Linked DNA regions of Homo sapiens: region 2 is linked to region 1. Evidence: read pairs that join two places in POLR2A ChIA-PET (ENCODE). Cell type or tissue: A673. All regions are shown on one strand. Each heading gives the region's core, and the rest is flanking DNA. Links, peaks and the distances in the headings are about the cores only.

Region 1 (16,359 bases), core at 5,094-13,093:
GTGCTTCTGGGTCATAGGCCATTCAAAGAAAACTTTGATGACAAAAATTTTTGCTTCAGCTAATCTTTTTTACATATTTGATTATATTATGGTAAGCTCTCACCTAATATTAAGTAGAAATAGCTTCTTGGCCTGTACTTATCTGCATTTTAAATAAACTTACATTGTGAAAGCCTGCTGAAAGTACCTAATTAAGAGCATGGACTCTGAGAATTATTAATGGACAGTGGGAGGAATAGAGAAACGTAAGAGAGGGAATTCCTTCATTTATAATGTTGTATGAGAACCAGGTCTCCAGATACATTTCCAGTGAAATGAAAACAAATTTTATGGAGTTTAAAATTTTTTCCAGTATCCAGATAATTTCAGTGAGGCCAAGAGATCTGTTTGCTGCTGTGAATCTATTTAACAAGTATTTACTGAGTGCTTTCTTTATGCAGGGTCTGTTCTTTTTTTTTTTTTTTTTGAGATGGAGTCTCGCTCTGTCGCCCAGGCTGGAGTGCAGTGGTGCTATCTTGGCTCACTGCAAGCTCTGCCTCCCGGGTTCACGCCATTCTCCTTCCTCAGCCACCCTAGTAGCTGGGACTACAGGCGCCCGCCACCACGCCCAGCTAAGTTTTTTTTTTTGTATTTTTAGTAGAGATGGGGTTTCACCATGTTAGCCAGGATGGTCTCGATCTCCTGACCTCGTGATCTGCCCGCTTCGGCCTCCCAAAGTGCTGGGATTACAGGCGTGAGCCACCGCGCCTGGCCCAATGCAGGGTCTGTTCTTTTAATGACATACTAGATTACCTGTATGCTAAGCATACAGGTGTAGGGAAATAGGAGGAGGAGACCGAAAACAAGAAATGGGAGCTGGTGTGGTAGTGCCCACCTGTAGTCCCAGTCACAAGGGAGGCTGAGGTGGAAGGATCACTTGAGCCCAGGAGTTCGAGGCTTAACAGTGAGTGGTGATCACACCACTGCACTCCAGCCTGGGTGACAGAGCAAGATTCTGTCTCCACACCTCTCCCCTGCCCCCCAAAAAACAAACGAGAAATGGTTCCTGATCTTAATGAGTTTAGAGTATGCAGCTGTGGTTTCAATTTTTAATTATACACTTTGATTAGAAAAATGTTGCCTTAGAATATTATATTTTAGAATTATTTTTTAAAACCTTACTGGGATGTAATTGATATAAAGTATATATTTACAGTACATATATTTACAATGTACAATTTGATGTTTTCAACAATGTGATAAGTTATATATACACAGTAAAACCATCCCAGTAAAGCTAGTAGACATATCCTTCAGCCCCATAAATTTCCTCTTGACTGTAATTCTCCCTCCTATTTCTCCCCACTCTCAGGAGACATCCCAAGCCATCACTAATCTGTTTTCTGTCATTATCGATTGCATTTTCTAGAGTTTTATATTAATACTGATAGAATCATACAGTACATACTCTTTTTTTTCAATCTGGCTTTCAGCATGATTATTTTAGATTCATTTATGTTGCATGTATCAATAGTTCATTCCTTTTTATTGCTCAGTAGTGTATTCCATTGTGTAGATATACTGTGGCTTGTTTATCCATTCACTTATTTATGTACATTTAGTTTTTCAGATCTTGGCTATTCAAATAAAGCTGCTATGTATATTTGTGTACAAGTCTTTGTATGAAGATATGTTTCAATACAAAGAATGGAAATTGCTGGTAATTACCAAAGAGTGGTTGGATCGGATAGTAGGTGGATGCTTAACTTTTTTTTTTTTTTGAGACGAAATCTTGCTCTGTTGCCAGGCTGGAGAGCAGTGGTGTAATCCTGACTCACAGCAACCTCCGCTTCCCGGGTTCAAGTGATTCTCCTGCCTCAGCCTCCTGAGAAGCTGAGATTACAGGCACGCCCCACCACGCCCGGCTAATTTTTCTATTTTTAGTAGAGACAGGGTTTCACTGTATTGGCCAGGATGGTCTCGATCTCTTGACCTCATGATCCACTCGTCTCGGCCTCCCAACGTGCTGGGATTATAGCCATGAGCCACCACGCCTGGCTGCTTAACTTTTTAAGAAACTTTCAAACTGTTTTCTAAAGTGGTTGTATAGTTTTACATTCCCACCAGCAATATAAGAGATCCTGTTCCTCCTGCCAATACTTGGTAATTTAATTTTAGCCATTCTAATAGCAGTGTAATGGTACTTTGTGGTTTTAGTTTGCATTTCCCTAGTGATTAATGATGTTCAACATCTTTCATGTTTTTATTTGCCTTCCATATATCTTCTTTGGTGAAGTGTTTGTTCAGATCTTTGGCCCATTTTTGTTGAGTTGTTTTGTTTTTTTGTTTTTGTTTTTGTTTTTTTTTGGGGGGATGGAGTCTTGCTCTGTCGCCCAGGCTGGAGTGCAGTGGCACAATCTCAGCTCACTGCACCCTCCGCCTTCCGGGTTCGAGCGATTCTTTCACCTCAGCCTCCCAAGTAGCTGGGATTGCAGGCACCCACCATCATGCCCTGCTAATTTTTGTATTTTTAGTAGAGACAGGATTTTGCCATGTTGCCCAGGCTGATCTCAAACTCTTGGCCTCAAGGAATCCACCCACCTTGGCCTCCCAAAGTGCTGGGATTACAGGCATGAGCCATCTCACTCGGCCTTTTTTTTTTTTTTTTTTTTTTCCTTTTATCGAAGTTTCATTATATACCATTCTCTTAATACTATCTTTTTATCTTTTTCTTTCTTTCTTTTTTTTTTTTTGTTTTTAAGAGATAGGGTCTTGCTGTGTTGCCTAGGCTGGTCTTAAGCTCCTGGCCTCAAATGATCATCCTGCCTCAGCCTCCCAAAGTTCTGGGACTACAGGCATAAGCCACTGCACCTGGCCTATACTATCTTTTGGAGACCAAAAGTTTTTTTTGTTTGTTTGTTTTTGTTTTTGTTTTTTTGAGACAGAGTCTCGCTCTGTCGCCCAGGCTGGAGTGCAGTGGCACGATCTCGATTCACTGCAAGCTCTGCCTCCGGGTTCACACCATTCTCCTGCCTCAGCCTCCCGAGTAGCTGGGACTACAGGCGCCCGCCACCACGCCCAGCTAATTTTTTGTATTTTTAGTACAGACGGGGTTTCACCATGTTAGCCAGGATGGTCTTGATCTCCTGACCTCGTGATCCACCGGCCTCGGCCTCCCAAAGTGCTGGGATTACAGGCGTGAGCCACCGCACCCGGCCAAAAGTTTTAAATTTTTATCAATTTGTTTTTTTAGGGACTGTGCCATTAGTGTCATATCAAGGAAATCTTTGCCTAACCCAGGGTTACAAAAATTTTCCCTTCTAGAAATTTTTTATTTATTTATTTTAATTTTCAAAAATAGAGACAGGGTCTCACTATGTTGCCCAGGCTGGTCTCGAACTCCTGATCTAAAGTGATCCTTTGTCCTTGGCCTCCCAAAGTTTTGCAATTATAGGTGTGATCCACCATACCTAGCCTGTTCTAGAAATTTTATAGTTTAAATTTTATATTTATATCTATGACTCATTTGAATCACTTTTTCTTTTTTAAAAAAATCTCACCTTGTCTTATGGTGCTGATTGAATCATTTTATATATGGTGTGATAATTCTGTATATGGTATGTTTGTTTTTTTGTATATGGATATCTGGTTGTTCTGTCACCATTTATTGAAAAGGCTGTCCTTTTCCTTTGCTAAAGGTCTTCATGCTTTTATTTAAAAAATCAGTTGCCCATATATGTGTGGTTTTATTTCTGGATTCTCTATTCTGTTCTATTGATTGTTTTCCTTATCTTTATGTCAGTGCCGTACTGTTTTGGTTACCATAGCTTTATAGAAATCCTTGAAATCAGGTAGTGTTAGCCCTTCAACTTTGTTCTTCTTTAGAGTTGTTTCAGTTATTCTAGGACCTTTGTATTTCCATGAGAATGTTTTAATCAACATATCAATTTCTACAAAAAAGCTTGCTGGAATTTTGATTGAGATTGTGTTGCATCTACAGATCATTTGGGAGGAATTGACATCAGAACAATGTTGAGTCTTCCAACTCATAGTTTAATCTCTTCATTTATTTAAGTCTTTAATTCCTATCAGCAGTATATTGTATTTTTATTTTTATTTTTATTTATTCATGTTTATTGTATTTTGTTTTTATTTTTTGATATTGAGTCTCACTCTGTCACCCAGGCTGGAGTGCAGCAGCACGATCTCAGCTCACTGCAACCTCTGCCTCCCGGGTTCCAGCGATTCTCCTGCCTCAGCCTCCAGAGTAGCTGCCCAGCTAATTTTTGTACTTTTAGTACAGACGGGGTTTCACCATGTTGGCCAGCCTGGTCTCAAACTCCTGACCTCAGGTAATCTACCTGCCTTGGCCTCCCAAAGTGCTGGGATTACAGGTGTGAGCAACCTTGCTCTGCCAGTATTTTGTAGTTTTAGTATATATACTTCAACTAAAATTTTTATTTTCTTTTTAAATTGAATTTTAATATTTCATAATGGGCTGGGTGTCGTGGCTCACGTCCATAATCCCAACACTTTGGGAGGCTGAGGCAGGCAGATTACCTGAGCTCAGGAGTTCAAGACTAGCCTGGCCAACATGATGAAACCCTGTCTCTACTGAAAATACCAAAATTAGCTGGGCGTGATGGTGCACACCTGTAGTCCCAGCTACTTGGGAGGCTGAGGCAGGTGGATCTCTTGAATCTGGGAGGTGGAGGTTGCAGTGAGCCAAGATTGCTGCCACTGCACTCCAGCCTGGGTGAAACAGCGAGACTCCATCTCAAAAAAAAAAAACAAAAAAAACCCAAAACATTTAATAATGAAAACATTGCCAGTATTCTTAATTGATGTTTGAGATATTTGCATCCTTGTGGAAATCTTGGCAGCACAATGAAGAATTTGGCAAAAATAAATATCAGTCAGACTCTATATCCAAAAGGATTTATTTCCACATTGTACCTGAAACTCAAATGTTAATTACTGAACAAGTGCATTAGCAAGATTTTTAATTTAAATGTGAAGATGGAAAACTGAAAAATATAAATTAGGAAATAACATTTCTATAACTTGTCAAATGTAGTGGTTTATCAGGGTAAAAAGTTAAAGTGCTTTTGTGTGTGTCTACACATGGATTTATAGTATGAGACTATTTTGTTTTTTGTTTTTTTTTATTATACTTTAAGTTTTAGGGTACATGTGCACATTGTGCAGGTTAGTTACATATGTATACATGTGCCATGCTGGTGCGCTGCACCCACTAACAATTCTATTTATAGTGTTACAGTAAGGAAATGCCTTCTGGCAATTTGAAAATATGGTGTAACTAAAATACAGGTCTGACTTGTTAATCTACTGTTAAAGACTGGAAATTATTTTAATTGCTCTTTTTCTGACTAGGCTTTCAAAAAATATGATAGGCAAATTGGTTCTGTCGTGGTAATTTTATGTTTACTGTCTCTGTAGAAGTGTAAAGCATGGTTCTCTTCCATTGTCCTCTTGATGTCCTGTTACAGCATTTATGGGTGAGATTTTAACATTGTGTGTTTATTTTTATGACTGTTTTCATATTTGAAATTAAGAAGTTTGGCATAAGAAACTTTGATGCTTGATGTTCAAATTGCTTTGTAGCTTATTTAACAAAATCATAATCACAGAAAAAGAATCCATCCCAGTTAGACATTATCTTAATTCTCATGTTCAATCATTTTCACTGAGTGGGGCCCTTGGCTTTTTATGGAAAGATGTTATAAGAAACAACCTTGCCGGGCGCGGTGGCTCACGCCTGTAATCCCAGCACTTTGGGAGGACGAGGCGGGCAGATCACGAGGTCAGGAGATCAAAACCATCCTAGATAACACAGTGAAACCCCGTCTCTACTAAAAAATACAAAAAATTAGCCGGGCATGGCCGTGGGCACCTATAGTCCCAGCTACTCGGGAGGCCGAGGCAGGAGAATGGCGTGAACCCGGGTGGCGAAGCTTGCAGTGAGCTGAGATCGCGCCACTGCACTCCATCCTGGGGGACAGAACAAGACTCCGTCTCAAAAAAAAAAAAAAAGAAAGAAAGAAACAACCTTGCCTCAGGGAGGGGGGCCTGAGGAGGCAGGAGGATTGTTTGAGCCAAGGAGTTGGTGACCAGCTCGAGCAATTTAGGTAGGCCTCATCTTTAAAAGAAAAAGAAAAAAAAAAAAAAAAAGAAACGGCCTTATGAAGTCTACTGCCACACTTACAATGTAAATGTTTATTTATTTATTTAAAGATGGAGTCTCATTATGTTTGGAAGCCTGAAACTCCTCGGCCCAAGGAATCCTCCCACCTCAGCCACTAGAGTAGCTGGGACTACAGACACCCCACTACGCCTAGTTAAATGTCTACTTTTTTAAAAATGTCTTTTAAAAGTCGATTGATCTATTAGAAATGTATGGCTAAAATGTAATTAAGTTATCTCTGGCTGTGTTAAAGAAGTGCAGGGTATAAGAGGAAATATTTATTTCTCCAAAACCTAATTTGAATTTATTAGAAAATATGTTAGAAACATATTTCTAACATAGAAATACATTAGAAAGCCTGATTTTTTTTTTTTATTATTGGTCCTATATGAATTTCTAATTGCCTTACTGCTAGACTTTTTGGACCAGACTTCTTCAAAGAGTAGTCTTTCCTTACTATGGCCTTCCACTTCCCCATTCCCCAATTCAAAATTATTTTTCTTTATCAATTAGTTTGTATTTTGTCAAAATTATTTATGTAAATAAAAAGATAATTCGCTCTGCAAAGCTTGTTATGAAAAATAGCATTACTTCCCCCTTAAACACAAAATTTTCTGTTTCCTAGAGAAAACCATTTTAACTTTTCAAAGTGATTTATTTACTTCTATATTTCTAAGAAAGAAAAAGTGCTTATATTGCTATTTCATGTTTTTTTCTGTTTTGGATGTTATCTGTTGACTTCCTACCACGGAGGGTAAGGATTTAATATTCTCTTTTTTCTCTTTTTTTTTTTTTTTCTTGGCAGGGACTCACTCTGTTGCCCAGACTGGAGTGCAGTGGCACAAAGGATTTAATATTCTTTAATATGCACATACATTCCCCTCCAACCACACACACACTTTCCACTTTCTCTTCCCCCACTTCAAAGTTATATCTTAATTTGAGTTGGATTAATATTCAAAGTTTACATTATTATGACTGTAAATGCTATTTTTGGGGTTTTTTTTTGGGGTGGGGGGGACAGGGTCTCACTCTGTCGGCCAGGCTGGAGTGCAGTGGCACAATCTCCACTCACCTCAACCTCCACCTCCAGGGTTCAAGCTGAGATTACAGGCACGCACCACCAGGCCCAGCTAATTTTTGTATTTTTAGTAGAGACGGGGTTTCACTGTGTAGGCCAGGCTGGTCTTGAACTCCTGGCCTCAAGTGATCCACCCCCACCTTGGCCTCCCAAAGTGCTGAGATCATAGGCATGAACCACCACACCCGGCCTATAAATGCTATTTAATCTGCTTTTTCTTTTCTAACTCACTGCTTTTACTGGAGTTATTAATTATCTTGTTTTCTTGTTTGTGTGTTTTTCTATGTAGTACACTTATTACCAAATTCAAACTTTTTACCAGTTTTCTAAATATCCTATCAAGATTTTCATCCCATTGCATACTCTGTCAAGTTTGTTTTCTTGAGACAGTCTCTCCCAGAGCCTTCTGACCTGCACCAGTGTGGACTGGTCACCTTTATTCCTGTTTTACAGCTCTCATCCTATAATTTCCTTTCATTTTATCCTGGGCATTCCTTTGACCTTTCTTCTCTATTGATTCCTTTATTTTCTTTATTCCATATTTTTCTTTCTTGATTCATACCCTTGTTTTAGTGTAGTACAAATGACAGAAGGTTAATGAGAAAGACTACGTGAGAGATAAAGTTTTGGACCTTATTCTATCTAAGAATGTCACGTTAGCATGGCGTTTGATATTGCTGGTATCTTGGATTCCAGGCTGAACATCATTACCATCTAGCTTCTAGTATTACTGTTGAAATCTGAAGCTAATGTCTGCTTCTCATATATAATCTGCTCCTCCTCACTTCCCTGTCCTCCCAGTCTTGTAGGATATTCTCTTTGTCTCCAGGGTCCTGACATTAAAATTTTGTTCAGTGACATGGGCACTAGAAAAGCCCTTTAGACTTATTTTATTGATAATTTCCCCCCTCAATTTCCTCTGTTTGCTAGATGATTCTCAAACTTTTGAAAACCTCATTTATGGTGAAGTGTAACATATAATCAGAAAATGTGTAAAGGATAAATATACAGTTTAAGGAACACCTATTTAACACTCAGGTAAGAAGACAGAACATTGTCAGCACTTTTCTCAGGATAACTCTCCAAAAGGTAACCGTTTTTGTGGTATTCACTGTTTTGATTTTCTTTCTTTTTGAGACGGAGTCTCGCTATGTTGCCAGGCTGGAGTGCAGTGGCATGATCTTTGCTCACTGCAACCTCCGCCTCCTGGGTTCAAGCGATTCTCCTGCCTCAGCCTCCCGAGTAGCTGGGACTACAGGTGTGCACCACCATGACCAGTTAATTTTTGTATTTTTAGTAGAGACGGGGTTTCACCGTGTTGGCCAGGATGGTCTCGATCTCTTGACCTTGTGATCCGCCTGCCTTGGCCTCCCAAAGTGCTGGGATTATAGGCGCGAGCCACCGCGCCTGGCCTGTTTTGATTTTCTTAATAGTTTTTCCATCTCAGCGTGTATCCCTTAACACCATTGTTTAATTTGTTCTGAATTTGTTTATTTTTTATTTTTGTATTTAATTTTGTCTGACTTTGTGAATGGAATCCCATTGTATGTATTCTTTTTATCTGGCTTCTTTCTGCCAACATTTTTTCAGGGTGCATCCACATTTTATGTAGCTGTCATTATTACTGCATTTTTTTGACTGTGTGTATTCCATTGTATTAATAAGCCACAATTTATCTGTCCCATTCTGGATGAATATTTGAATTCTTTTCTAGTTTTGGAAGGTATTATTAATAATGTTATTTATGAGCCTTCTAGCGTATGTCTTCTGGTAAACATTTCTCTAGAGCATTGCTGTCTAGAAGAGATACAATGTGAGCCACACATGTAATTTAAAATTTTCCCTCCTAGGCTGGGCATGGTGGCTCATGCCTGTAATCCCAGCACTTTGGGAGGACAAGGCAGGAGGATTGCTTGAGCCCAGGAGTTCAAGGCCAGCCTGGGCAACACAGCGAGAACCTGTCTCAAAAATCTAAATAATAATAATAATAATAATTAATTAAAAAATAAATAAAATTTTCCCTCCTGAGTGAATTAATGCAGGAACAAAAAAAAAACAAATGCTGCATGTTCTCATTTACGGGTGAGAGCTAAACATGGGGTACCCATGGACATAAAGATGTTAACAACAGACACCGGGGACTAATAGAGGAGGTAGTACTATGCTCAGTACCTGGGTGATGGGATCATTTGTACCCCAAACCTCAGCATGACACAATATACCTAGGTAACAAAATCTGCACATATACCCCCTTAATCTAAAATAAAAGTTAAAAACGAAAATTATCATAGCCACAGTTGAAAAGTAAGAAGAAACAGATGAAGTTGATTTTAATAACATATTTTTAACCCAATCTAATCATTTCAGCATGTGTCATAAAAATTGAGAATTTGACTTCTTATTTTAATACTGAATCCTTGAATCTGGTTTGTATTTTACACCAACATCCCATTTCAACTCAGTGGAGCTACATTTCAGGTGTTCAGTACCCACATGAGGCTAGCGTCTATTATATTGGACTGTATAGCTCTAAAGAAATATATGTAAATCTATCCTGAATATATATATATATATCCTATAGTGGAATTGCTCAGTCATAGACTATACATATCTTGAACTTTAGTACTTAATGGCAAAGTTTTTGAAAGTGATTGAAACATTTTACATTCCAGTAGCAGTGTGTGATCGTTCCCATTGCTCCACATAGTTACCAACATTTGATATTATCAGAATTTTTAGTTTTGCTGCCTGGTGAGTGGATAGTTTTCATGGTCGTTTAATTTACATTTTTCTGATTACTTAAGAGCTAGAGCACTTTTTAATATATATATAGGCTATTTGAATTTATTCTTTTGTGAAGTGCTAGTTTAAGGGTTTTTTGCCCATTTTTTCTCTTGGGATTTTTATCATTTTTTTTCTTACTGAATTTTTAGGAGTTCTCTATATATTCTAGATATGAGCCTTTTGTTACATGTACTACATATATCTTCTCCAACTCTGTAACTTGCCTTTTTACTTTCTTAAAGATGTCTTTTGAGAAACCTAAATTTTAAAGTTTAATATAAAGTTTATCAGTTCTTTCCTTCATAGCTAGTAATTTTTTGTGTCCTATATAAGAAATCTTTTTCAATCCTGAAATCATGAAGATATTATCTAGTTTTACACTGTCAGAGCTTTATTGGGTATATTTATTTATTAGGCCTAACATGCAGCTAGGATTGATTTTTGGGTAAAGGTTGAAGTAGGAGTTGATTTTCTTTTTCTGCAGTGGTTCAACACTATTCATACACTTCCCTGCCTCCCTGCAACTCTCTGCCACACCTCATACTCTACAGTGCCATCTGTGTAAATAAGCGTCTATATATATGTGGACTTGTTTGTGGACTCTGTTATGTCCCATTGATTTCTTTCTCTATCCTTATGCCATTGTCACATTCTTCATTACTATAGCTTTGTAATAAATCCTGACAACCATTGGAGCAAATCCTTGTACTTCCTTACAGACATATGACTTTGTTGTTAGTAATTTTAAAAAAAGAATATATGACTGATTTTCTTAGCTTTTTGCACTTTTATTTACATGTTGAAATTATCTTGGCATTTTTAGCAAAACAACCTGCTTGGATTTGATTGTGATTTTATAACTGCATGTATCAATTTTGAGAGAATTCAGTTGTATACAATATTAAGTCTGACAGTTCACCAACATGGTATCATCTTTCATTTATTTAGCTCTTTAATTTTTCTTAAAGTCTAGTTTTCTCCCTAGGAGTCATGTGTACCTTATCAGGTACTCAAGGTACACGGTATTTTAAATTCTACTGTAAATGCTATTTAATTTTTTTTTTTTTGAGACAAGGTCTCACTCTCACCCAAGCTGGAGTGCAGTGGCATAATCATGGCTCACTGCAGCCTCGACCTCCGGGTTCAGGTGATCCTCCCACATCAGCCTCCCGTGTAGCTGGGACTACAGTTGCGTGCCACCACATCTGGCTAATTTTTTGTAGAAGTGGTGTTTCACCGTGTTGCCCAGACTGGTCTTGAACTCCTGGGCTCGAGCGATCCTCCCGCCTCAGCTTCCCAAAGTGCTGGGATTACAGGAGTGAGCCACCGCACCTGGCCTAAAAATTTTGTTTGCTAGCTTTGTTGCTGGTACATAGAAAGAAAAGTTTATTTTTTATGAGTTCAGGTAATTTATGTGTACAATATTTTTGTCCTGCATGGGTACATTATTTTGTCCTCCATGGGTGCATGGATTCTTCAGAGAAGCAGAACCAATAGGAGACACACACACACACACACACACACACACACACACACACACACACACACGACATTTAAGGAAATAGGCTCATGAGGTTATGGTGGCCCAGAAGTCCAAGATCTGCATTTGTCAAGCTGCAGACCCAGAAAAGCCAATGGTATAATTCTAGTCCTAGTCTGAAGGCCTGAGAACCAGAAGAGCTGATGATATAAATTCCAGTCTGAGTATCAGTCTGAAGGCAGAAGACCGGTGTCCCAGCTCAAATACAGTCAGGCAGAGAGAAAGAATTCTTTCTCAGCCTTTTGTTCTATTCAGGCCTTTAGTCAAGTGGATAAGGCCACACTGGGGAGGGTAGTCTGCTTTTCTCAGTCTACCAACTCAAATGTTAATCTCCTCCAGAGATACCCTGACAGACATACCCAGAAATAGTGTGTAACCAGTTATATGGGCACCCCAAAATTAACCATCACAATGGGCAGTCAGATGATCTGCAAATTTGTTTCTTCTTTACCAATTCTGAAATTTTCTTTTTCTTGGTTTACTGCAATAGCCAGGACCTCCAAATATAATGTGGAATAGAAATGATAATAGAAAATATCCTTTTCCTTGATCTCCAAAGGAAAGCTGTCAGTGTCTTGTCTTACTATTAACTATGATTTTATTGTAGCTTTTTTTGTTTTGTTTTGTTTTTTCTTTGAGATGGAGTCTTGCTCTGTCGCTCAGGCTGGAGTGCGGTGGCATGATCTCAGCTCACTGCAACCTCTGCTTCCCAGTTCAAGCGATTCTTCTGCCTCAGCCTCCCGAGTAGCTGGGACTACAGGCACCTGCCACCACACCGGCTAATTTTTGTATTTTTAGTAGAGGCGGGGTTTCACCGTATTGGCCAGGGTGGTCTCAAACTCTGACCTTGTGATCCCCCCGTCTCAGCCTCCCAAAGTGCTGGGATTACAGGTCTGAGCCACCGCACCCAGCCTATTGTAGCTTTTTAGTATACATCCTTTATCAAATGAAAGAAGTTCACAAAGAGATTTTTTATTTGTTTGTTTGAGACAGAGTCTCACTCTCACCCAGGCTGGAGTGCAACAGCACGTTATCTCGGCTCACTGCAACCTCCGCCTCCCGGGTTCAAGCGATTCTCCTGCCTCAGCCTCCCAAGTATCTGGGACTACACGCGCCTTCTACCATGCGTGGCTAATTTTTTGTATTTTTAGTAGAGATGGGATTTCACCATGTTGGCCAGGCTGGCCTTGAACTCCTGACCTCAAGTGATCCACCCGCCTCGGCCTCCTAAAGTGCTGGGATTATAGGTGTGAGCCTCCGTGCCGGGCCCACAAAGAGATTTTATCATGAATGAATGTTGAATATTTTTCAAATGGCTTTTTTACATATATATTGGGATGGTCATATTATTTTTCTTTTTTTCTTTTCTTTTTTTTTTTTTTGAGATGGAGTCTCGCTCAGTCATCCAGGCTGGATTGCAGTGATCTCAGCTCACGGCAGCGTCTGTCTCCCGGGTTCAAGCAGTTCTCCTGCCTTAGCCACCCAAGTAGCTAAGATTACAAGCCTGTGCCACCACACCTAGCTGATTTTTTTATTTTTAGTAGAGACGGGGTTTCACCAGGTTGTCCAGTCTGGTCTCGAACTCCCGACCTCAGATGATCCACCCACTTCCAGCCTCCCAAAGTGCTGGGATTACGAGCCACCATGCCTGGCTGTGATTGTATAATCTTATTTGTATACATTATGGAATTTAGTTAGGTGACACTTTACTTAGGCTTTTTTTTTTTTCTGGATTCATAAGTGAAAATGGCCTATAATTTTGTTTTCTTTTAGAGATGAGGTCTTGCTCATTCCCCCAGGCTGGAGCGCAGTGGCACCATCATGTCTCACTGTAGCCTTGACCTTCTGGGCTCAAGTAATCCTTTTGCTTTAGCCTTCTGAGTAGCTGGGACTACAGGCATATGCCACCATGCCCAGCTAATTTTTTTATTTTGGAGAGATGAGGTCTTGCCATGTTGCCCAGGCTGGTCTGGAATTCCTGGCCTCAAGCGATCCTCTGACCTTGGCCTCCCAAAGTGCTGGGATTACAGGCATGAACCACTGTGCTGAGCTAAAAATGGCCTATAATTTTCATCTTTCTTTTTGAGTTTTTATATAAAGTCTAGTCCCAAAATAAATTGGAGAGTATCTTTTTAAAAAAAATTTTCTAAATGTTCGCTTAAGATTGTTGTATTGCTTCCTTTATGTTTGATGAGTTTGTCAATGAAGCCAGGTAGACCCATATAATGGGCTATAATGCAAGTCTCAACAAATTTCAAAAGATTGAAATCATAGAAAATATGTTTTCTGGCCAGGCATGGTGGCTCATGCCTGTAATCCCAGCATTTTGGGAGGCAGAGGTGAGTGGATAGCTTGAGCTCACAAGTTCAAGACCAGCTTGAGGTCAAGGCTACAGTGAGCCATGATTGCACTACTGCATTCCAACGTGGGTGGCAGAATGAGACTCTGTCTCAAAAAAATTAAATAACTAAATAAAAATGAAAAAGAAAGTATGTTTTCTGACGACGTGATTATTATAGAAATCAATTTTAAAAACCTTTTAAAAAATCTCATGTTTAAAAATTAAAGAAATTTGCTTCTAGATTCTTAAGGTGAAAGAAGAAACCATAATGGAAATTAGAAACTATAGTCCACCATTCTTATCCTTGGGTTCTTAATCCATAGATTCAGCCAACCTCAGATCAACAGTATTTGGGAAAATAATGGATGGTTGCATTTGTACTGAACACATACAGACTTTTCTCTTGTCATTATTTCCTAAACAATACAATATAACCACTATTACATAGCATTTACATTGTATTAGGTGTTACAAGTAACCTATAGATGATTTAAAGTATATGGGAGGATGTGTGTAGGTTGTATACAGTGTTACACCATTATATATAAAGGACTTGGGCATCCATGGATTTGGGTATCCACAGGTGTCCTGGAACTAATTTCCCACAGACACTGAAGGATGACTGTATTTTGAACTGGATGATTACAAAAATATTCCATATGAAAATATGTGTGTTTTTACAAAAGTAGTTTTAGAGAAAACATACATATTAGAAAAGAAAGGTTGACAAAAATGAGCAAAGTATCCATCTCAAGAAGTTGGCAAAAGAACATAAAAAGCAGAAGAAATAATGAAGATAAAGCAAAAATAAATGAAATATAAAACAAACATAAAATAGGATCATAAAAGCCAAAAGTTGGTTCTTTAAAAGATTAATAACATTGATAAACCTCTGAGATGCTGATCAAGAAAAGAACGAATACACAAATAACTAATATTAGAAATGAAAGAAGGGATTTTTACTATAAATCCTATAGACTTACAAAATATGAGGCTATAATGCACAATTTTATGCTATTTTTTTTTTTTTTTGAGATGGAGTTGCCCAGGCTGGAGTGCAGTGGTGCGATCTCTGCTCACTGCAACCTCTGCCTCCCAGGTTCAAGCAATCCTCCTGCCTCAGCCTCCTTAGTAGCTGGGATTACAGACACGTGCCACCACACCCAGCTAATTTTGTATTTTTAGTTTCACCATGTTGGCCAGGCTGGTCTCAAACTTCTGACCTCAGGTGATCCACCCACCTCGGCCTCCCAAAGTGCTGGGATTACAGGTGTTAGCCACCGTGCCTATGCTAATTTTTTAAAACTCTCATTTTGTTCAGGCATGGATCTCTTAGGAAATGGCAAAGTCTAAATCGTAGACTAATCATTGTTTGGCAATGGTTGGTTTAGTGGTGGCACGTGATGTGATGTTAGGAAGAATTCTATGGTAAATTTTGAGACTTCAAATAAAATGGTTAACTTCAATGCTGTGTTTTTTGTGGGGAGGGTTTTAAATTACTTTTGCTTAACTATGAGGCTATTCAAGTTATCTATTTTTGTGTTAGTGCTTCTGATATCCTTCTGACTTCATGGCATAAAAAGTTAAAGCAGGCTGGGTGCAGTGGCTCATGCTATAATCTCAGCACTTTGGGAAGCTGAGGTGGGAGGATCACTTGAGCCCAGGAGTTCAAGATCAGCCTGGGCAACATGGTGAGACTTCATCTCTACAAAAAGTTTTAAAAATTAGCCAGGTCATGGTGGCACACACCTGTAGTGCCAGCTACTTGGGAGACTGAGGTGGGAGGGTTGCTTGACCCCAGGTCTGCAGTGAGCCTGGGTGACAGAGTGAGACCCTGTCTCAAAAAAAGAAAAGAAAGGAAAGCAATACTTTTTTAAATTTCTTTCAACAAATATTTATAGGACACCTACTGTATGCTAGGTACTATTATTTACCATATTTCTTATATCCAGTCAGACTGGATTATTATTTAGGACAGAAAATTTAGAAACAAAAACGGCTCATCCCTAGAAGGATGCAGCTGCTTAAAAAAAAAAAGAAAGAAAAAAAAAGAAAAAAAGGTGGGGTGCTTAGCATAGCTGGTGGTGACAGTGCTATTGTGAAAGCTGAGTAGCACCTATTTCACAGAGCACCTCTATAATTTGTAAAGGAGTATGGTTTTTCAGATGTTACCTTTATTACTGGGATTCATGACCTGCGTAGACTTCAAGTAGGTTTATTGACTTCAGGGTATCCACAGTTCCTCTGAAATTGTATAGAATAGTTTATGTGTATATGCTTTTTGGTGATAGGGAAGAGAGGGTTCAATGGCTTTCCATAGATTTTTCAAAGGGTCCAAAAATGCTTAAGAACCACTGCTCTGTGGGTTAAGAAAAGTTTACAGAGACCAACAAATAGTTTTTTTCTTCATTTTGTGTTTTATGTCTGTT
Region 2 (16,359 bases), core at 4,825-12,824, 350 kb before region 1:
GTGAGGATGGACATGTAAAGGAGAAGAATTTTTGTATGTTATTAAAATTAAACTAGTATAAATTCAAATTAGAGTGTTACAACTTTAGAATGTTAAATGTAATCTCCATGGTAACCACAAAAAAAAGCTAGAAAAATGTGCACAAAGGGAAATGATAAGCGAATTAAAACATTACACTATAAAAATCAACTGAACACAACAGAGAGTAATGCGCAGTAATGCAGGAAATGAGAGACAAAAAAGCTATAAGACAAATAGAAAACAGCAAGACAAACAAAAGAAGTCACACCTTATCAGTAATTACTTTAAATGTAAACAGATATAAACTCTCCAATCAAAAGAAAGAGATTGGCAGAATGGATTTAAAAACATGATCCAACTCTATGCTGTCTATAAGAGCTTTGCTTTAGATCCAAAGACACAAGCAGATTGAAAGTGGTAGGGTGGAAAAAGATATTCCACGTAAATATAAACCAAAAGAGAGTAGAGGTGGCAATACTAATATCAGAAAAGATAGCCTTTAAAAAACCACAGAAGTTAACAGAAAACAAAGAACTGGTTTTTTTTTTAGAGACAATATCTTGTTATGTTGTCCAGGCTGGAGTACAGTGGCTAGTCACAGGCCAAATCATAGCACATTATAGCCTCAAACTCCTGGGCTCAAGGGATCCTCCTGCCTCAGCCTCTGGAATAGCTGAGACTACAGGTGCATACCACCATACCTGGCTAGGACATCATATACTAATAAAAGTTTTAATACGGCATTTGAATATATAACAATGACAAAAATCTATGTACCTAGGAACACTGTATCAAAATATATGAAGCAAAAGTTGACAGAATTGAAAGAAGAAATAGTTCTATACTAACAGTTGGAGACTTCAATATCCTATTCTCAATAATGGATAAAACAAACAAACAAAAAGGAAATAAAGACGTGCAAAGAAATAGAGAACTTGAACAACACAATGTGCCAATTAGACCTAACAGACAAATACAGACATTCTAGCCAACAACAATAGAATACACATTTTTCTCTTGTGTACCTGGAACATTCTCCAGATAGACTATAAGGGAGTCCACATATTAAGTCTCAATACATTTTAAAAAGATAGGTATAATACTAAATATTTTCTTCAACCACAATGAGATGAAGTTGGAAATCAGTAACAGAATGAAAACTGGAAAATTCACAAATTTGTGGCAATTAAACAACACACTCTTAAACAACAAATGATCAAAGAAAAAATCACAAGAGAAATCATAATATTAATTGCTAATCAAAACTACAATGAGATATCACATCACATCCATTAGAATGACAACTATTTTTTAAAAAACAGAACATAACAAGTGTTGGCGAAGATATGAAAAAATTTAAACCTGTGTGCACTGTTGATGAGAACATAAAATGGTACAACCTCTGTGGAAAACAGTATAGCAGTTCCTTAAAACATTAAAAATAGAATTACCATAAGATCCAGCAATTCCACTTCTGGGTATATACCCAAAAGAATTGAAAGCAGGGTCTCAAAGGGATACTTGTACACCATGTTCATAGAAGCATCATTCACAATAGCTAAAATGTGAAAGCAACCCAGTGTCTGTCAACAGATGAATGGATAAAAAAATGTGGTGTATACTTACAACGGAATGCTATTCAGCCTTAAAAAAGAAGGAAGTTGTGATATATTCTACAATATGGATGAAACTTGAGGACATTTTGCTATGTGAAAAAGCCAGTAAAAAAAAAAATGTATCATTCCACTAACGTGAGGTACACAGAGTAGTCAAAGTCATAGTGAAAGAAAGTAGAATGGTGGCTGCTAGTAGCCATGAGGAGGGATGAGGAGTTACTGTTTAATGGGCACAGAGTTTCAGTTTTGCAAGATGAAGAGTTCGGGAGATAGACAGTGGTGATAGCTACACAACAATATTTTACTTGTGTACTAGTATCACGGAACTGTACATTTAAAAATGGTTATGATGGTAAAATTTATGTTATGTGTATTTTACCACAAATTTTAAAAACTGAAAAAAAATGAAGTGTAAAATTTTAAAACCAGATAATATAGAAGACGATTTTATAACTTTGAGGTAAGAGAAGATTTTTTTAAATATAAAAAGTACAAGCCATAAAGGAAAATATTGTTTAAATGGACTACGTTTAAATACATAATGTCTGTTTATTAAAATACACCATAGAGATCAAAGTCATGCAAAAAGTGGTAAAAGAGATCTATAAGACAATCAGCAAAGGACTTATATAAAAAATATGTATAAAACTCCTACAAAGCAAGAAGAAAAAGATAACCTAATTTTAAAATGGGCAAAGGGCAAACAGGCACTGAGGAGGAAATGTGAATGGACAATAAATATATGCTCACATCTCACTGGTAATCAGTAAAATGCAGATTGAAACTACAATGAGATACCATTTCAGACCTATCATATTACCAACTATGGGTAAGGATGTGGAGTGAACAAAATATCTTGTGGAAAAATGCACACTCTAGATTCCCTTTATATTAGGCTCTTCAAATGTAAAACTAAATAGTATATTATTTAGGGATATATATATATTTATTTATAGCTAAACTGTAAAAATTATCAAGAGAATTAGAAACTTCAAATTAATGAAAGTGTTTACCTTTGGAGAGGGTAAGAACAGGTTGTCCTGGCCGGGTGCAGTGGCTCACGCCTGTAATCCCAGCACTTTGGGGGGCTGAGGTGGGTGGATCACCTGAGGTCAGGAGTTTGAGACCAGTCTGACCAATCTGGGGAAACCCCATCTCTACTAAAAATACAAAAATTAGCTGGGTGTGGTGGCGGGCACCTGTAATCCCAGCTACTCAGGAGGCTGAGGCAGGAGAATTGCTTGAACCTGGGAGGCGGAGGTTGCAGTGAGCTGAGATTGCACCATTGCACTCCAGCCTGGGTGACAGAGAGAGACTCTGTCTCAAAAACAAAACAAAAGAAAACAAAACAAAACAGGTTGTCCTTAAGGAGAGGCATACAAGGAGTGACAAAATATTGATAATGTTCTATTTCTTTGGCTGGGGGGCACAGGTGCTCATTCCTTTTTTAAAACTGAACACGTTTTACATGTTATTTTGTATACATATATGTTTCATAAGAAATTTTTATGTAAAAGAGGAAGACCTTCCAAATCTAAAATCTTTTTTTATTACTGGAAGTACTACACAGTGGATTATTTCCCTGGTGATCACAGGTTCTGCCTACAGTGTAGCCACTGATTCTAAAGATAATAAAGTCTGCAGAGTCTGAAATGCAGCAAAGGTGTAACCCTTGAGTCATCAAGACAAGGTAAGCAGATGTTAAGTATAAAAAATATACATAGGAAAAGTACATTTGAAAAGATGCAGGGAAGGCAACTTAAAAAATGTAGGGAAGGAAAATCTACAGTACATGTCTTATATATAGTACATATCATACAGTACATGTATGACCCAGTAGAATTTTTTTTTTTTTGAGATGAAGTCTCATTCTGCCACCCAGGCTGGAGTACAGTGGTGCGATCTCAGCTCACTGCAACCTCTACCTCCTGGGTTCAAGTGATCCTCCTGCCTCAGCTTCCCTAGTAGCTGGGATTACAAGCATGCACCATCATGCCCAGCTAATTTGGGGTGGTTTTTTTTGTTTGTTTTTTATTTATTTATTTATTTTGAGATGGAGTCTCACTCTGTGGCCCAGGCTGGAGTGCAGTAGTGCGATCTCGGCTCACTGCAACCTCTGCCTCCCAGGTTCACACCATTCTCCTGCCTTAGCCTCCCAAGTAGCTGGGACTACAGGTGCCCACCACCACACCCGGCTAATTTTTTTTACATTTTTAGTAGAGATGGGGTTTCACCGTGTTACCCAGGCTGGTCTCGAACTCCTGACCTCAGGTGATCTGCCCACCTTGGCCTCCCAAAGTTCTGGGATTATAGGCATGAGCTACCGTGTCCAGCCAAGACCAAGTAGAAATTTTATATTGTTTTAGAAGAATTAGGTATATAGAAGATGAGGTAGGTAAAAAGGGACAGACGGTCTCATTTCAAGAAAAATAGAATATAGCCAACTGGAAAAGAAAGAAGATCATGAGGTAACTATAGTACACTCAAGATTGTTTTAAATCTTTCCTCAAAACCAGAAACCTAAAAATTAATTTTCCACAAATGCCTTTTCAACAAATAGGCATTTCCTACACTTACTGTGAAGCTAAGATAGTTATTTTTAAAGGTAGTCAAAGCTGATACTTTGCTGCGAATACTATCGTTCTTTTTCCTTTTCTTCTTCTTTTTTTTTTTTTTTTTTTTTTTTTTTTTTGAGACGGAATCTTGCTCTGTCGCCCAGGCTGGAGTGCAGCGGCGGATCTTGGCTCACTGCAACCTCCGCCTCCCGGGTTCAAGCGATTCTCCTGCCTCAGCCTCCCGAGTAGCTGGGATTACAAGTGCATGCCACCATACCCGGCTAATTTTTTGTATTTTCAGTAGAGACGGGGTTTCACCGTGTCAGCCAGGATGGTCTCCATCTCCTGACCTCCTGATCTGCCCGCCTTAGCTTCCCAAAGTGCTGGGATTACAAGCATGAGCCACCACGCCCAGCCTAGTGCGAATACTATTTTTCTAAAGCAGTTTTGCACTATCTGTTTCTGTTACATTGTAGAAAACTCAAATTCCCAGGTGGTATCCCAAGTTTTTAAGCAACTTTGACAAAAACAAACAAACAAAGTATGCATTTCTGTTTTGTTTCTGGTAGCACTTAAGCTCTGACCAAGCAGTGCAAGACTGCTTTCTGGGCTACTGTTTCTGATACTTATCTGTCCCCTTTATTTTCCACACTAGCACATTCTTTGCCTACTTCTCTAGTCCAAATGATCAAATTTATACAGCATTGATTTCTTATATCAGCTTAATCCTAGATAAGCTTGTTGTGGTACCTTTTGGCATACTATTCCTTGTCCTCATCGCATGGACTGTGGAAGCAAACAACTCTGAATTTGAATACTAGATCTATAACCTAGAAACTATGGTACCTCTGGCAAGTCATTTATGCTCTCTGAATCTCAGATCTCTTATACATTCAAATGATTAATAATAACAATGCCTATTTTGGAAGAATTGACTTTTATATGCTTAAATTTATTCAAACATCTTAAGAGTAGATTTAGGTACAGATGGTAGGATGCTCAGTTCTACTCAGACTCGCTTCCCAGTTTTATCTCTGGGTATGGTCTTCAAACATCGTCCTCAATTCTAGCAGTCAGCAGAGATGCTTTTCTGCTGTGTAGCTTTCATGGTCCCTGTAAGACCTACAGGTCTCTAGCTACTAAGATAAAAACACCTGTTATATGGTCCTTAGATTCCTTATCTAAATTTTAGCTCTCATGCTGATTTTGCAAATATCTTCCTTGCCCTTTTCTTGGAAATCACTGTATTTTCTCATTCTGGATTGTCTACCTTGATGCCTTTTTCTTTCTAACTTGTCTGAAAAATACTTACTTAGCTAGATAAGGTCAGTTCACTGTCTTCTTTTTTAAGCTCTCATAAGATTTTTCTCATGAGAGACCTCTGTCTACTACAAGGATCTGTTTTCTCTATTATCTTCACACCCCACCCCATTCTCTCCATGAAAACATTCCACAATATCATGTTATAGAAAATAAATTAGGAAAAAAACCCAGATTCTAATTTCAGTCCTTTTACTTACCAAATACATGACTTTCACCAAATCATTTAACTCACCTCTGAGTTAGTTTTTTCATCTGCAAAATAGTGATATGCCCTAAGACACATACTTAAGAGGTTGAAGATCAAATGCAATAATGCAGATGAATATGCATTGAAACTGTAGTTCTATAATATAATACAGAAGGTATTATCCATTCAACAAAGAGATAGAAGATAAAGGAATCTGAATTCAAACTGCCAGAGCAGGAATCCTGGGTCAATCATCTACTAGCTTTACCTTTTAATATGTAAAATGAGTATTACAGCACCTATTTCATATGACATTAGCTTAACGATGTTGGCTACTATTGCTGTTACTAAATGCCTACTGTGTTAGGCATTCTATTAGATACTGGTAATAAAATGGAATTAAGACTGACAGGGCTAATATCTGTGCCAAAACCTCTATCTCCTACTCCATCTACTACATTTTCTAAGTCATTTATGTCATATGTACTTAACAGCAAAGAAAAATCTAAGTAGTAAAGCATTTCCATAGAACATCAAGATAAGAGTCCAGAATTCCACTCTTTCTTTTCTATAATAATTTCCAGTAAACACTATAGTGATTCTAGTATTTCTTTTCCTAATCCATCACTTGAGTTGAAACTTTCCTGATGACTTCTGGGTAAACTATCTGAGATGTTTCTATCAAATGTAAATAATCTAAGGTAGTATTTCTCAAAGTAACACCTAAAGACCATCTGCTTCCCAATCACCTAAAATGCTAATTAAAAGGCAGATTTCTAGGCCCTCTTTCAGATCTATTGATTCCAAAGCTCTGGCTGGAAGATGGGAGAGTCTGCATTTCTAATAAGTCCCTGTGTGATTTTTATGAAAACCGGATGTGAGAACCATGTTCCCAAGAGGGAAAAACTCCCACTACATAAGAAGTTTATAAGGCCGGGAATGGTGGCTCGCTCCTGTAATCCCAGCACTTTGGGAGGCCGAGGCGGGCGGATCACGAGGTCAGGAGATCGAAACCATCCTGGCTAACATGGTGAAACTCTGTCTCTACTAAAAATACAAAAAATTAGCCGGGCACGGTGGCAGGCGCCTGTAGTCCCAGCTGCTCGGGAGGTTGAGGCAGGAGAATGGCGTGAACCCGGGAGGTGGAGCTTGCAGTGAGCCCAGAAGGCACCACTGCACTCCAGCCTAGGCGACAGAGCAAGACTCCATCTCAAAAAAAAAAAAGTTTATAGCCAAAGGAAATTCTGCGCAATAATGATCCAAAGCTTCATAAAGGAGAAAAATTTTAATCCTCAGAATACATTTTCACATGCTTCTGTTAACAGGGTGGAGACAACAATTCATGGAGACTGAGACCAAAAGTGACTTGAATATACGCACCCTAATTGTGTGTGTTCAATAAATTCCTATTCTAGAGGCCAAGAGAACGGGTGGAAAGGGGATACACTGCAAATGCTTACTTAAATTTCAGAAGAAGGAAATAAAACTTATTGCAATAGTCAGGTAGGTCTGTTAAAACTGAAGTTTCATGATCTCAGAAAATGGAACCACTTTCTCTTAAACTCAGCTAAGTCATGACAGACCTCCCCGCTCCAACTCTCCATGCCTACCACAAACCTTGGATAATCTCCCAAATGTAAACCTTGTCTACCGTATCCTGTGACCATTAGAACAATCAGAGGCAAGGAGATACACGGTCTTTTGATTAAAGTAAACTGAAATAACCAATTAAAATTTACATTTGTGCCTCTCGCTCAAATAAACAGTTATAGAAGAGCTCTCACTGAGATGTGGAACAGAATCAAGCAGCTCTGAACTTTTCAAATAATAACAACTGTTATTTCCAAATAACAATTTCTAAATAACAAGCTGATGAACAAAATATTTATTTACCCACCAAGCCACAGTAGCCTGAGACATTCTCTGGTTCAGATAATAAAATAAATGCCTTAGAGGGCTTTCGTTCCTAAGATGCTGGTGAGTTTAGCACTGTGACTGCAAGAAATCGGGAACCTACGACAAAAAGACGCCCAGCCTGCCCACACTAACCGTCCAGAACTAGGTCTGGAGCAGCAAGGCGGGCGGGGCCGCGATTTCTTCCGCATCGCTGCGCCCGTTCTTCTCCGCCTGCGTGAGCACCGCCCACCCACTCGCGGTGTGAACATACTGGGTCTCGCCTCTCCTTTCCCCTCCCCTCGGCCTGGTGCTGAATCATGAGCCCAATGTCTCCAAAAGGTAAAATCAAAGAACAAAGCCACCCTTGGGGCTGGTCTGAATGGGGTACCACGTCGGGGTGGGGCAGAAGGCTGGAAACCACAACTTTGCTCTCCTTCTTCCCCAATTCCCCCACCCAACCCCCAAATTAAGAGGAGTACTGCAGTGCTCAGGAATTCCCAAGAGGGTGGCCCTTCTCCCAGTTGCTCGGTCTGCTACCGTCCGTCCGGGACCCGGCGCGCTCCGCCTCATTGTTCCAGCGCGCCGCCCGCCGCCCGCCGCCGGGAGCCCGCGCCCTGCAGAGCCAGCGAGTTGGCGGCTCCCGGGGAGGGGGGTTGGGGCTTGGCCTGCTCTAGATCCCCGACCCCTCGCCCCTCTGGGGCCGAGTAACAACAGCCCCCTGCCCACCCCCATAGCCTTCCTCCCAACCGATCGCTAAGGCGGAACCCACAAGTCCCCGGAGGCGCCTGGTGGGTGCTGTCCAAATGCTGGGAGGAGGCGGGAGGGGGGTGGGGAAGAAGGAGCTGGAGGCCCGGCCTGCGCGAAGCTGCAGCCCTCACCCCGACAGCGCGATTCGGTGACGCGGGTACCGCTCGGCCATGGTTCCTCCGCCCAAACAGGGAGCGGCTCGGCTACGGCCCGTCTCCCAGCCGTGGACGCAGGCACCTAGCAGCCCTTGGCCCTCCCTGTCTCCACAGAAGCAGAAAGTGGAGGGCCAGAAGACCCCGTGCAGGCTGCAGAAGTTCTCATTTGCTACTCACCCCAACTGTTTCTGTCCCTGCGGTTCTTGGCCATGGTGGTCCAGGAGCTGGTGGCGGTGAGGCGCTGTCACTGCGCTCGCTGCCTTCTCCGGGGCCGCAGGTTGCTGGCGGTGGGAGGCTCCGTGCCCGCGCTGGGCGCAGTTCGCTCAGACTCTGAGGATGTTGCTGTGGCGCTGGTGGGAAGGAGTGGGGAGGAAAAGGGAGGAGAAAGCAGATGAACCAAGCTCAGCATCACAAGCCCGAGTTCACACAGATACCAGCGTCACACCCTCCCTACCTCAGTCCACCCCCAGACCGTGAAGACAGTGATAGACCACGTACCGCAACATTTTCAACGGAAAACACAAACAAATAAACAGCACCCCCCTCGAACACACTCTCAAAGAATTTAACAGCGTTATCAGAAATACACAAACCGATATACTGCATGATTCTGGATGTTCAAATACCTGTTTCAAGCACGGTTATACATTAGTACAAACAAGCTGGCAACATTTATATAGCCAAAGTAGCTAAAATAATGTGCATTTATCTACGAGGCACCCATTTTTTTTTCCATTTTAAAAGCAAGGTCATGTTAGTAAAGAGGGTATCATGCATTTTTGTATATGTATACTGAGTAGTTTGTCTTAAAATTAGAATAGCAAAATTTATATCAAGAAGATCAAGATAAATGAAAGCTGTAGATTCATTACGATCTGTAACTCAATATCCACTGGGTAAAATTTCCCACTAGATTTGCAAAGATAAGGTCCAGACCTATAGTCCAATAGCAATTATTTGAGCTGAAATCATACTACATAGTCTGGGTATGGGTGGGCCCTGGCAGCCATAAAGGTTGCAGACAATTTTGAAAGGAAAAGAAAAAAAATAAAAATACTTTCAATCTTTCCCTTTTCACTGCTTTCTCTCTGCTACAAACTTAGTTGTTTTCAGTAACCTGGAAACACTGTCCCTTTATACTACCTCAACCTCAAGATACCATCATGCCGTCCCTTACAGTTTCCTTCTGCCATTTGGTTGTTACTCACACTCTGTACTGATCGGTTCTTAGGAGATCACTGCCAGCCTCTTAATTACCAGATCCATGATCTCTGCTAATTCCTCATGGTAAGCAACTCCTCACGCTACACTCTCTCAATGTAATTTACTATGATGGCTTCAGACAGGACCTCCATGCTGATGATTCCCAAATCTATACTTGTAGTCTTCTGCCCTCTAGAAGAGAGGACATTATACCAGAGGTGTGTTTATAACTGCCTAAGGTTATCCTCACGTTGTTTTCCTACTGACATTTGAACATCAACATATCTGAAAACAAACTCCCCCACCACTGCCAAATCTTATGCATTATATTTCAGTTACTGGTTCTAGTGACTGCAGAGTCGTGAACACTGTAACCAAGTTTACAACATGGTTTTAAAGAAGTCTGTGCTCAACAGAGTTGAAATGACATTAATGAAACAACATAGGAAGACAGACATTATCTCATCCTTATACCTATAAACCAAGTTCATAGAACAAAAGAGAAGTGTGGTCTGCTTTTCTTCTTATATTCCTTTACTATCATTCTCAGCTTACATTCCAGCCTGAAAATCCCTTTCATATGAATCCCATTTTTAAGAGTACAATAGATTACACACAAAAAAGAAAAAATTTATATAATTCAACACCTATGCCCAATTGAAAAAGAAATTAATTTTTTAAAAACCTGTTGTGTTTATAATTAGTAAGTAATCTGCAGGTGAATACTTTGAGACTGTGTGAATCACAAAAAAATGCTTAAATAAATAGCTCTCTGTATGTGACTTTTTGTACTATTGGCCAATAACTTTTCATCCACTGATTTTAGCATCCATTGATCCTTGCCTGAATCAATTTCATATTAGTGATTTTTTAAATGGAGGCTTTAAAATCATTATCTGTTGTTTGTTTGTTTTCCAGACACAGTCTCCCTCTGTTGCCCAGGCCGGAGTGCAGTGGCGTGATCTCAGCTCACTACAACCTCCACCTCCCAGGTTCAAGCGATTCTCATGCCTCAGCCTCTCAAGTAGCTGGGATTACTGGCGGTCGCCAGCACGCCTGGCTGTTTTTGTATGTAGAGACGGGGTTTCTCCATGTTGCCCAGGCTGGTCTCAAACTCATGAGCTCAAGCGATCTGCCCACCTCAGCCTCTTGATGTCATGTCTTTTAAATTAAGTAGCTGGCATTCCCTCTCCCACTTTTCTATGTTGAGTCCCTCTATAAATTAATGGAAGCTTTTAAAAAAATTGTGCTATGCATCACCATTCTTTTTAATGCCTAAATTCCCCTAATTTGGCTGAGGGTCAGCTCGTGTGTCCTTTTAACATTGTCCCTTTTTGTCTTTGAGCAGTTCCCTGTATTCTGGTAAAAGAAAATGTTTCAGGTTCCTTTGTATTTTCCCTATCTTAGAACTAGAATAGCCATTTCTCCAAGATGCTGTGGCTCCTTTTAACGAGAAAAGGTGTTTAGAAACCAAGACGTGGGTGCTAGTTGTGCTCATTGCTGGGTGAAGATCACTGTTTCTAGACCCTTTCAGTGGACATTGCTAGAATGCATCTTTTTAATCATAAGTTTAATCTACTCTGAAGAAATACCTCAATAGTATGAAAATATAAACATACATGGTTATGTATTACATTACTTTTTGTTATTGTAAAATGCTGGAAACAACCTGAATGCCCACATATAGATGAGTGGTTGAATACATTATAATACATATACGCAATAGAATGTTATGTAGGTGTGAAAAAGAATACAGAAGATCTTTATAAGCTAATACAGAGTGATTTCCAGAATACAATGTTAAATGAGGAGGAAAAAGTGAAAATAGTATACCATTCCTGGAAAAAGGAAAGGATATGAAAAAAGTATCCATTCATCTGTGAAAAATAAATACAGCAAGACTAAACCAGAAACCAATGAGATTGGTCACCTACGGGAGATGGGTGGGAATAGGGTAGAAATAATGGAAGAATGGGAAGAGGGTAGTAGGGATTAAGGGGACTGATATTTCTCTAAGTGTAATGCTTTTATATAACTCTGAGTCTTAGAACAGTAATGTTTCACATTCTCCAGAATAAGTTTTAAAATGCTTACTATGATGACTATAATCAAAAAGATAATAACAAGTGTTGGTGAGATGTGGAGAAATTGGCACCCTCATAAACTGCTGATGGAAATATAAAATGGTGCAGATACTTTGGGAAAAAGTCTAGCAGTTCCTCAAAAAGTTAAACATAGAATTGCCATATACATTAGCACTCCTAGATATACACCCTAAAGAAATTACAATATATGTCCACAAAAAAACTTGTACAGGAATATGCATAACAGCATTATTCATAATAGCCAAAAGGTGGAAACAATCCCAGTGCCAAATAACTAGTGAATGGATAAACAAAATGTAGTATATCCATATAATAGAACATTATTTGATCATAAAAAGTTATTGAGTACCAATATATGGTACAACATGGATGGACCTTGAAAACATTATAGTAAATGAAAGTAGCCAGCCACAAAGACCACATATTATATGATTCCATTTATATGAAATTTATAGAATAGGCAAATCTAAAGAGGCAGAAAGTAGATTAATTGTTGCTTAGGGATGGAAGAAAGGAGTGGGAGGTTGGGGAGAAATTGGAGAGTGACTGCTAATGAGTATGAGGTTTCTTTTGGGGGCAATGAAAATGTTTTAGAATTCATCATGAAATCAACTTTGCACAACTCTTGGGTATACTAAAGCCACTGGATTAGGCTGGGTGCAGTGGCTCACGCCTGTAATCCCAGCACTTTGGGAAGCTGAGGTGGGAGGATCACTTGAGGCCAGGAGTTCGAGACCAGCCTGTACAACATACAAAGACCCCATCTCTATAAAAAAAATAGAAAAACTAGCCAGGTGCAGTGATGTGCACCTGCAGTCCCAGCTACTCAAGAGGCTGAGGTGGGAGGATCCCTTGAGCCCAGGAGTTCAAGGATTCAGGCCGCTGCACTTCAGCCTGGATGACAGAGCAAGACCCTGTCTCAAAAAATGAAACAAAACAAAAAAACTCCACTGAATTGTACAATCTAAGTTGGTGAATTTTATGGTATGTGAATTATGTTTTTAAAATACAAATGTTTTTAAAAAGTCAAAAGTCAAGTTCATTTTAAATCAGAATAAAAGAAGAAAAGGTATTACTCCATTTGAACTTTAGTACTTTAAATCCTCTCTCTTCCTGACTCTTCCGGGATGTTACTCCACAAACTATTCTCTTCCCCCTGTATCCTCAATTATTTTTTCTTCCATTGGTTCTTTCACCATGCTCATTTTCCTCCATCATAAGTAAAGGGCTCCCTCAATCAGAAGTTTCTCAATAGTTGATGGTTCAATTTGCTCCTTCCCTCTATAAATAGCAATCTTAGAAAAGTATTTATGTCAATTAGAATGCTTTTGGCGGTAACACAAAATGGCTTAACCAAAAAATGACATTTACTTTCATGCAACAATTTGTTTAAAGATAGACTGGTTCTATGGTGGTCAGTTCATCAGCTCAGTGGTATCATGGACTATATTAGTTAGGATATAGCTTTGGCTACTATAAAAATTACAACGGCTGAAATAAGACAAATATTTATTTTGGTCTTATGAAATAATCTGAGCATAAGCCATCCAGGGATAATACCGTGGCTTCAAAATATGAAGGAACTGGCTGGCCACGGTGGCTCATGCCTGTAATCCCAGCACTTTGAGAGGCCAAGGCGGGCAGATTGCCTGAGCTCAGGAGTTTCAAACCAGCCTGGGCAACACGGTGAAACCCCGTCTCTACTAAAAAATACAAAAAATTAGCCGGGACGGGTGGCGTGCACCTGTAGTCCCAGCTACTCAGGAGGCTGAGGCAGGAGAATTGCTTGAACCCGGGAGGCAGAGGTTGCAGTGAGCCAAGATCACGCCACTGCACTCCAGCCTGGGTGACAGAGCGAGACTCCGTCTCAAAAACAAACAAACAAACAAAACAAAACAAAACAAAAATGAAGGAACTAAAGTTCTTCATGCCTTCTTCCATCTTTCACTTGGGGCTTCTATCATATGTTCCATGATGGCTGCTCTAGTGTGGGCATTCACATTTTCATTCTAGCCATACAGAAGGGTAAAAGGGAAGAAGTGAATATATCCATTCTCTCTAAGGGTACAACCCAGAAAGTGCACACATCATCTCCACTCAAATACCATTGACCTACCATGTCCCACCTCATTGATAAATATACCGTATATGTAACAAAAATTTTGGGGTCTAATACTAAACGAAGAAGGGAAATAGACATTGGAAAATAACCAGAAGACTTTGCCAAAAAGACAAAGGTGCACTCTACCATCTTCCATGTGTTGGTGTTATGAGAAAAATCCAGGACTGTATAGAAAAATGTTCTCCCAAGCTGGGAGGGAACCAAGAGACTGAAGAATGACTCAGACGAGTCCAGCCCAGCGAGTGGATGAGTTTGTGAGGACTTATACAGGACACTTCTGGGCAGCAGCAGGATAGCTCTAGAGATCCATGCCACCTCCCATCTCTAAACTGCTTTTAAACAAATTTTCTGTAACTTCTTTGCCTACTGTGTTTGAGCAATGAGATTGTTTTCCTTGATAAGTTCTCAGATACCATCTGAGATATTTGGGTTCTCAGGGACACCTGCTCCTCCAGTGGGCATCATGGTCTTGGCTCACTGCCCCGCCTTCCCCATTCAAGCAGTGGATGTACACCTTAAATAACCTAGTGGGGACACATCACACTACAATCCACCCCATTCCCCAGCTCTTTATATTCTTCCCACCAATCTTGCATGAAAGTCCTTGAGTGGGGTATGAGGGGAAGAACTATACAGACCTATAAAGTATAGCCATGGCTTGTGCGTACAAGCCACATCTACAGTATACAAAACATCATAAAAAGCAGAAGCTAACTACAATTATGATGCCTGTTAGCAAAACGTAACTCCAATGAGTAGGTAAGGTGTGTAACCAATTTGAGAATGAGTCAAAGAAGCTTAATCGGGTTATATAACGAATTTGAGTTGACAAATGATTTAAAACATTTGTGACACTGTTCTCTTCATCAGGCATATAGGCACAACAGGTAGTGCCTCTAAGGGTACGTATTGGTTTTTGTGGATTAAAAAAAAAAAACTTTTTAAAAATTTCAATAGTTTTTGGGGAACAGATTTTTTTTGTTACATTAATAAGTTCTTTAGTGGTGATTTCTGAGATTCTGCTGCACCTGTCACTGGAGCAGAGTATACTGTACCAAATATGTAGTCTTCCATTGCTCACCCTCCCGACCCTTTGCCCGGAGTCCCCAAAGTCCATTATATCATTCTTATGCCTTTGCATCCTCATAGCTTAACTCTCACTTTTAAGTGAGAACATACAATATTTGGTTTTCCATTCCTGAGTTACTTCACTTAGAATAATGGCCTCCAACTCCATCCAAGTTGCTGCAAAGGCCATTATTTTGTTCTGTTTTATGGCTGAGTAATATTCCATGGTGTATATATACCACATTTCCTTTATCCGCTCATTGGTTGATGGGCATTTAGCTTGGTTCCATATCTTTGTAATTGTGAATTGTGCTGCTACAAACATGCGTGTGCATTCATCTTTTTCACATAATGACTTATTTTCCTTTGGGTAAACACCCAGTAGTGGGATTGCTGGGTCAAATGGTAGTTCCACTTTTAGTTCTTTAAGGGGTATCCATACTGTTTTCCGTAGTGGTTGTACTAGTTTACATTCCCACCAGCAGCGTAAAAGAGCTCCCTTTTCACCACATCCATGCCAACATCTATTTTTTTTTAATTTTTAAATTATGGCCATTCCTGCAGGAATGAGGTTGTATCTCATTGTGGTTTTGATTTGCATTTCCCTTATAGTGATTTTGAGCATTTTTTCAATGTTTGTTGGCTGTCTGTATATATTTTTTCAAGAATTGTCTATTCATGTCCTTTACCCACTTTTTTTTTTTTTTTGAAACGGAGTCTTGCTTTGTCACCCAGGCTGGAGTGCAGTGGCACGATCTCGGCTCACTGCATTCTCCTGCTTCAGCCTCCTGAGTAGCTGTGACTACAGGCACACACCACCATGCATGGCTATTTTTTTGTATTTTTAGTAGAGACAGGGTTTCACCATGTTTGCCAGGCTGGTCTTGAACTCCTGACCTCAAGTAATCTACCCGCCTCAGCCTCCCAAAGTGCTGAGATTACAGGCGTGAGCCACCATGCCTGGCCCCATTTATTTATTTTTGTTTTTGTTGCATTTGCTTTCGGATTCTTAGTCATGAATTCTTTGCCTAAGCCCATGTCTATAAGAGTTTTTCTGATGTTATCTTCTAGAATCTTTGTGGTTTCAGTTCTTAGGTTTAAGTCTTTGATCCATCTTGAGTTGATTTTTCTATAAGGTGAGAGATGAGGATCCAGTTTCATTCTACATGTGGCTTGCCAGTTATCCCAGCACCATTTATTGAATAGGGTATCCTTTCCCCACTTTATGTTTTTGTTTGTTTTGTCGACGACCAGTTAGCTGTAAGTATTTGGCTTTATTTCTGGGTTCTCTATTCTGTTCCATTGGTCTACATGCCTATTTTTATAGCAGTACCACGTTGTTTTGGTAACTATAGCCTCAC

Evidence for each region. ChIA-PET counts read pairs that join two places held together with the same protein. Peaks named below come from ENCODE experiments on the same cell type or tissue, not always from the same donor. Only the 100,000 strongest peaks of a DNase experiment are listed, where the experiment ranks them.
Region 2: POLR2A ChIA-PET joins it to region 1 with 16 read pairs; 3 of 35 experiments call an interaction of 5 or more read pairs at or near these places.

Annotation. Positions count from the first base shown.
Region 1 is chr14:50,204,513-50,220,871 of GRCh38, reverse strand. All of the region lies in intron 1 of SOS2 (SOS Ras/Rho guanine nucleotide exchange factor 2), which reads left to right. Among named protein-coding and RNA genes, the nearest start is that of SOS2, 19 kb to the left of the region's middle. In A673, for the core only: no CTCF peak of the experiment used is centred there; no DNase peak of the experiment used is centred there.
Region 2 is chr14:50,552,618-50,568,976 of GRCh38, reverse strand. It overlaps ATL1 (atlastin GTPase 1), which reads right to left and starts at 8,832. Exons shown (of 14, transcript NM_015915.5): 1 at 8,678-8,832. The coding sequence starts at 8,711. It also overlaps a transcript of MAP4K5 not described here. RefSeq lists a silencer at 8,138-8,497 and an enhancer at 8,239-8,738. In A673, for the core only: a CTCF peak has its summit at 8,707; DNase peaks (open chromatin) are centred at 7,826, 8,196, 8,426 and 8,796; H3K4me3 peaks cover 2,271 bases; H3K27ac peaks cover 1,566 bases.